3 separate regions of the Homo sapiens genome follow, and regions 1 and 3 are each linked to region 2. The links are chromatin loops, found by intact Hi-C in ENCODE. Cell type or tissue: heart right ventricle. All regions are shown on one strand.

Region 1 (2,500 bases), 270 kb after region 2:
TTGAGACGGAGCCTTGCTCTGTCGCCCAGGCTGGAGTGCAGTGGCTCGATCTCGGCTCACTGCAACCTCTGCCTCCCGGGTTCACGCCATTCTCCTGCCTCAGCCTCCCGAGTAGCTGGGACTACAGGCACCCACCACCACACCCAGCTAATTTTTTTTTTGTATTTTTAGTAGAGACAGGGTTTCACCGTGTTAGCTAGGATGGTCTCGATCTCCTGACCTTGTGATCCGCCCACCTCGGCCTCCCAAAGTGCTGGGATTACAGGTGTGAGCCACCGCGCCTGGCCTTCAAAGTGACTATTTTTGCCTGGAAAGAGAAGGAAACCTCTTAGCTGAATCTTGAATGCTGAGTAGCTCACCAGACTAAAAAGAGGAGGAAGGGCATTATAAGCAGAGGAAATAGCACTTGCTAATGCATAGATGGAGGAACTGGAAGTTCAGAAGTGTCAGATCTTAGCATGCAAGAGAAGCAGCTGTGAAAGATGTGTTTGGAGAAGTAAGCAGGAGCCAGATCTTAAAAGACCCTTTTTATATTTTTTATGGAGCCAGTGAAGGGTTTTAAGCAGTGAACTGCCATAATTATGATCAAATTTTAAATTAAATTAAATTAAATTTTATCTTTAGTTTCAGGGCATGATCAACTTTTTGGTTTTATTTATTTATTTGTTTATTTGAGACAGAGTCTCACTCTGTTGCCAAGGCTGGAGTGCAGTGTCGCTATGTCGGCTCACTGCAACCTTCGCCTCCCGGGTTCAAGTGATTCTCCTGCCTCAGCCTCTGGAGTAGCTGGTATTACAGGCACACACCACCAAGCCTGGCTAATTTTTGTGTTTTTAGTAGAGGTGGGGTTTCACCATGTTGGCAAGGCTGGTCTTGAACTCCTGACCTCGGGTGATCCACCCACCTCAGCCTCCCAAAGTGCTGGGATTACAGGTGTGAGCCATTATGCAGGGCCAACTTTTTGGTTTTAAAAGCTCACTCTGGTGGCAGTATTAAGGAAGGAGTAGATGACCCCAAACTGGGTCAGACAGACTCAGGAGGTTATTACAATAATCCAGGTGAAAAGTGCTGGGGGTCTGGACTTAGGCCATGGCAATAGGGATAAAGGGGGAGAAATGGATGTGAGAAATACTTGGGAAGTAAAATCAGCTTGAAGCATGAAGGGAGGAAGCACATGGGAAAAAGAGGCACGGGAATGTGGAGTTTGTCGTTTAAGTGACTGGAAGAATAAAAACATCATGGACTGAAATAGAACTCAGAAAGGGAAGTCAGTTTTGGAACGCTTGTGTTTGATTTTTGTGTTTGGTTAAATGCAAGTGATGGACAATCAGGAAGACATCACTAGGATGCACTTGAATATACAGCACTATAGATATAAGTGGTGGACGGAGCTGGATATGGGAAATTTAGATTTATACTCATCAAAGTGATAGGAACTGAGGGCGGGGGAGGGGGGGAATGAATTCTCAGCAAATTTGAAAACTTTCTTTTCTTGCACTTTTGCTTACCTTACCTGACAGCCCTCTAGTGACAACAAGTACACACTACATTTCTTAAAAGTGCCCCATCTCAGTTAATGTCATCAGGAAATGGATATTCAAGACCCTGGATTTGGTAAAAATATTAATGTATTAATAATTTCAGTATTAGTGAGTGGTGGCATATCTATGCACCAAGGGTTCCAGCTTGAGCCTAGAGTTATTATTCGTTGTAATTCAAAAAGAGTCAAGAGGACTTAACATTGCTCTACCAGGAATCTATTTATATGAGGAATCAGAGTCCCCTGTGAAAGAATTTATTCTTAACCAGTGGTTGTCAACCTTGGCTACACATCAGAATTACCTGGAGAGCTCTAAAGAATCCTGACGCCCAGGATGCAGCCCATAGCAATTAATGAGAACCTCTTAGGTTGGGACCAGGTAAGGCATTAATATTTATTAAATTTCCTCAGGTAATTCTATGTGCAGCCAAGCTTGACACTGACAACAACACCGGCAGTATTGGTGATTGTATTAGTCAGGGTTCTCTAGAGGGACAGGACTAATAGGATAGATGTTTATATGAAAGGGAGTTTATTAAGGAGTATTGATTCACACGATCACAAGGTGAAGTCCCACGATACGCTGTCTGCAAGCTGAAGAGCAAGGAAGCCAGTCCGAGTCCCAAAACCTCACAAGTAGGGAAGCCGACAGTGCAGCAGCCCTCAGTCTGTGGTCGAAGGCCCGAGAGCCTCTGGAAACTACTGGTGTAAGTCTGAGAGTCCAAAGTAGGAAGCATCTAGCACAGGAGAAAGATGAATGCTGGAAGACTCAGCCAGTCTAGTCCTTCCACGCTCTTCTGCCTGCTTTTATTGTAGCTGTGCTGGAAGCTGATTAGATTGTGGCCATCCAGATTAAGGGTGGGTCTGCCTCTCCTAGTCCACTGACTCAAATGTTAATCTCCTTTGGCAACACCCTCACAGACACACCCAGGAACAACACTTTGCATCCTTCAATCCACT
Region 2 (2,500 bases):
TAAATGGCTTTCTCAGACTCCGAAATGTGCCTGACGGGCATCTTTACTAGTTCAACTACAGAAATGCTTTACCCAGACCTTTTCTTTTATAAAAAGCAGAGGAAAGTAACATGAGCAGAAGAACCATTAGAAATGACTCTGTCAAAGTAGTTAAACTAAAAATTTGACAAATGAGAAAAGATTTCCAGCCCAGAAAATAGGAAAATGAAAGGAAAATCTATTTCTTGTTCTTAAGCAACATTTTTAAATAGAAATTTTTATTGAGACCTCATTCAGATATACCACACAATTCATCTATTTAAAGTGTACATATAGTGGTCTTTAGTATATTTGCAAAGTTGTATCTCCATGACCACCACTTAATTCCAGAACTTTTCATCACCCCCAAAATAAATCCCATAGCCCTTAGAAGTCACTCCCCATTTCCCTCTCCTCCCAGCCCCTGGCAACCGATAGTCTACTTTCTGTCTCTGTGGGATTGCTTAGGCAACATTTTTGTACTGTAAATGAATCAGAGCACGACCAAGCGTTTCCCCTATTCAAAACTCATAGAGAGCACTTGGAAGCTATAAAGGTACAATGTCAAGCACACCATCTGGCTCAAAGGTGGGAAGCCACTTAAAGAATGCACAGTTCAAAGTGATGAGTGGCACACGGAATAACTGTTTCATGCTCCGCTGAGCATCTTGTCCACTTCTGTCTAGGATTTGGATAATGAATCAGTAATTTAGCTTTCAGGATGTACACATGGTCATGGGTTCTCATCGTTCTGCCAGTTTTCTTCTCAATCCTCAAAGCCCCTACCCTGAACTAACGGCAATTTCTATGGGGATAAAGAACATATCCATACTACCTGCAAAGGGAACTCCCTCATATTCAGTCCTGCTGCCTGCTGGGTATCACTCCAATGTCTCACTAGCACCTAAAACTCAACTGATGTCCCAAACCTGCCATCCCTACCCACAGTTTTGCTATTGGCAATACCTTCTTTCCAATCACCCAGTTTTGAAACTTCATTGCTAACTAAATCATCTCTCTAATAGCCAATCACTTTCCAGGTCCAATATGTTCTTCTTCTGCACTTCCCTTTCTCTCTGCCCCCGCTGCTACTGCCATAGTGTGGCCTCTTCCTTTCCTGGACTTTTGAAATAACCCTCTAACTGGTGTTCCTTTCTTCCTCTTCCTGCTTCTACTTGCCTTGCCCATTATACTGCTGCCTGGTTGGTTTTCCTGAAAAACTGCTCTAATGTTTAAAACCCTCCAATAGTTCTACTGTGGTGATAGAATAAAATAAAATCTATAGCCTGGTATTCAAGGCTTTCCAAAATCTGATGCCTCCTGTTCAACCTGACATCCTATGATCCCCCTCCTAGCACCCTGTGCTCCAGGCTTAGTGAACTACTTGTGGTTTCCTGTCCATGCCTCTTGATACTCTGCCTCTGTACAAGCTGTTCCTTCACCCCATAATCCCCTACATTCCTGCCATTGTTGCATTATCAAACCCCACCCAACCCTTTAAGGCCTCACTCAAACACCATCTCCTAGAAGCCTTCTCTGATTCTCAGCCACTCGTCTCTCCACCAGCTGAATAACTCGCTCTTCTGAGTTCACGTAGCACTACTTTCTTAAACACCACTTTCTATCTTGTATTATAATTGTTTACGCAGGACTCATTTCCCTTACTAGATCATATCCTCACTGAAGATGAGATCTGTGTTTGATTCTCCACTGTATTCTCCAAAGTGCCTACTACAATATCTTGTACATAATACAGTTTGAGTATCCCTTATCTGAAATTTTTAGGAACAGAAGTGTTTCAAATTTCTGATTTTTTCAGATTTTTTCAGAATATTTGCATAATACCAGTTGATATCTCAAATCCAAAAATCCAAAATATGAAATGTTCCAATAAGCATTTCCCTTGAAGATCTTGTCAGTGCTCAAAAAGTTTCCAATTTTGGAGCATTTTGGACTTGGGGATTTGGGATGCTCAACCTGTATGCAGAAATATTTGCTGAATGAATGAATGAGTGAATAATACAGACTAGCTGGGATCTGAATCTTAGGACATGCTGATGTTCGTAAAGTGCTTGTGATACAAGCTGTGTTCACAAGGCCTTCTATTTCTGCTAAGGGTGCTACCCATTGGTTTACGTAAAGCCTTGCTGAATGGGCCCATGACGAGAGCTTCACTGCTGAAGCTTATTCAAGTTTGTTAAATCAGTTATCTTCTCATTAGAACTAGTCAGCCCCCAACCTCCCTCTGGCTCACAGATGTCCCTGGCTCTGGGCTCACTTCCCTCTTCCTCAGTGAGCAGAACTGGAAAATTCTGGTTGCTGGGCAATTCTACATAAAAGAAATAACAAAAATACTGTATCGCAATATGTGTTTCTTTTTGAGAATAGCAATATTACTTTATGTTGCTTATAGTAGTCTAAGCACATTGGCAAGCATATGGACAATGATATTTGGTAGAAATACTAAAATGAACATATAATA
Region 3 (2,500 bases), 140 kb after region 2:
CCCTTCAAGGTGGTACCTGTCCTTGTGACATACCACCATCATTTATTTTGAGCACTTCCTTAATTTCTGGCATAAAAATATGCTCCAGGCTCACCTTGTGCTTACCTTGCCCAGCCCTGGAATCAGCCATTCTCTAACAAGCTCTGGTACACTAAAATCTTTTGACTCCAGCTTGCAGCGTTATCGCAACACAGTAGGTCAGCCCTGAAAACACCAAGGCTACGTTTGTGGGATCTTAATGAAAAGCTGTGTCTTTCCGGTAGAGGATATTTTCTGGGAAGTAATGGGAAACAAAATTGGTCAGAAAGTTGGCCAGAGAGCTAGAATTTTCTGTGGCAAGCAAATTGGAATCAGGGAAGGTTCCTGATCACAATTCTTGACTGGAAATTCCAGTACAAAGAATGGGAAGGGGGTGTGCTTGAAGATTGATTTAGTAGAGATTGTATTTATTAGCTGGGGACATACAGTCTGGAGGAGGCAAGTATATACAGTTGTCCCTCGGTATCCAAAGGGGATTGTTTCCAGGACCCTCATGGGCACCAAAATTCATGGATGCTCATGTCTCGTATATAAAATGGTGTAGTATTTGTATAACCTACGTACATCTTCCTGTATATATGTATGTGTGTATATACACAGTCTCATTCTATCACCCAAGCTGGAGTGCAGTGGAATGATCTCAGCTCACTGCAACCTCCACCTTCCGGGTTCAAGTGATTCTCCTCCCTCAGCCTTCTGAGTAGCTGGGATCACAGGCGCGTACCACCGAGCCCGACTAATTTTTGTATTTTTAGTAGAGACAGTGTTTCAACAAGTTGGCCAGGCTGGTCTCGAAGTCCTGGCTTCAAGTGATCTGCCCACCTCGGCCTCCCAAAGTGCTGGGATTACAGGCGTGAGCCACCGTTTCCAGCCTTCCTGTATACTTTAAATCATCACTAGCTTACTTATAATACCTAATACAATGTAAATGCTGTGTAGATATACTCTATTGTTAAACATTTGTATTACTTTTTATTGTTGTATTGTCATTTTTTATTTCATTTTATTTTAGAATATTTTTGATCTGAGGTTGGTTTAATCCATGGATGCAGAATCCAAGGATACGGATGGTCAACTGTGCTTGATTTCCTTATATTAATTTAAAAGAAAATTATGTAAAACACCTCTCTCATGATTCCTTTGTATAACATAGGAGCATAACAGCTAAGACAAACGAAACCAACTGAAATCCCAGTTTCATTCTTGTCCATGTAATATCGATTTCTTCTGCCAACATTATTTTTTGGTTTTTTGCCGGCAAAGAATACAAATAGCTGGTTTGAGCCTCATCTCCTTTCCCTGGCCACCCTCTAGTGGAGGTGAAATGAAATTATACAATGGCCTACAAACGGCAAGCCTAGAGGGAAAAAGAAACAGCTATAGGTAAATTAGGTGGTGAGATCACCACAGTTAGAGCTGGAGGGATTGAAATATCTTTGTGTCCAATCCCTTATTTTGCAGATGGGGAAACTGAGGCACAGGGAGAGGGAAGCTATTTGCCCAAAGTCATAAAGCTAATGGAAGAGCCAGAACACACTCTACTCCCTGATGTGCAGCATCATTTTAAAGAAATTTTTAAAAACTTTTCTATTAAAAAGCCCATTTTAATTCATAATTGACTTAATTTTTGTAATATTTTGTCACCTTATATATATTTTATATATAAACATATTTACATATATATTATATATATATATATTTCAGAACTTCACTTTCAGGAATGGGGATGGACATTTAGTAGTTATTTCAAAATACCATACACATCACTCCATTCCCAATTATTTTCAAAATTGTTGAAAGAAAAAGTGATCAACAAAAAACTGTCATCCAAAGAAATGGAAGTTGAGGGGGATGGACTCGATCCAAGTGATGGTTCTGTGACTTCAAATGAATTTTTATGCAGTTCTGAACGTGGGACAAGGTTATAAGAGATAATTGCTTAATGCAGTGGTCCCCAACCTTTTTGGCACCAGGCACCAGTTTCATGGAAGACAATTTTTCCACGGATGGTAGGGTGGGGTGGGGTGGGAAATGATTTTGGGATGAAACTGTTCCACCTCAGATCATCAAGCATTAGATTCTCACAAGGAGCTTGCAACCTAGGTCCCTCTCATAATGCGCAGTTCACAATAGGGTTCATGCCCCTATGAGAACCTAATGCCACTGTTGATCTGACAGGAGGTGGCACTCAGGCGGTAAAATGCTCACCAGCCTGCTGCTCACCTCCTGCTGTGCAGTCCGGTTCCTAATGGGCCACGGACATTACCAGTCCATGGCCCAGCAGCTGGGGAGCCCCAGCTTAAGGTCTACAATACACAGACCCTCTAGGTGTAAATTCAGAAGTAACTATCCTAAGTAGTGTACACCAGTTTAAATAAAAGACCTGAAATGTCTTTTTACCTGCTGATGGAGCTGGGAGGATTTTGGTACCTTTTTAATGAATAATGATGACCTTCCAAAT

What was found. A loop is a pair of places that touch in the nucleus more often than their neighbours do. Peaks named below come from ENCODE experiments on the same cell type or tissue, not always from the same donor. Only the 100,000 strongest peaks of a DNase experiment are listed, where the experiment ranks them.
Region 1: a loop joins it to region 2, with 4 times the contacts of the local background. A loop is called at or near these places in 8 of 110 quality-filtered maps.
Region 3: a loop joins it to region 2, with 2.5 times the contacts of the local background. A loop is called at or near these places in 64 of 110 quality-filtered maps.

What each region holds. Positions count from the first base shown.
Region 1 is chrX:118,324,655-118,327,154 of GRCh38, reverse strand. No RefSeq gene overlaps it. Among named protein-coding and RNA genes, the nearest start is that of WDR44, 20 kb to the left of the region's middle. In heart right ventricle, a CTCF peak has its summit at 1,523 (motif pointing left); no DNase peak of the experiment used is centred here.
Region 2 is chrX:118,593,841-118,596,340 of GRCh38, reverse strand. All of the region lies in intron 20 of DOCK11 (dedicator of cytokinesis 11), which reads right to left. Among named protein-coding and RNA genes, the nearest start is that of DOCK11, 99 kb to the right of the region's middle. In heart right ventricle, no CTCF peak of the experiment used is centred here; no DNase peak of the experiment used is centred here; H3K27ac peaks cover 341 bases.
Region 3 is chrX:118,458,545-118,461,044 of GRCh38, reverse strand. No RefSeq gene overlaps it. Among named protein-coding and RNA genes, the nearest start is that of DOCK11, 36 kb to the left of the region's middle. In heart right ventricle, a CTCF peak has its summit at 1,346 (motif pointing left); no DNase peak of the experiment used is centred here.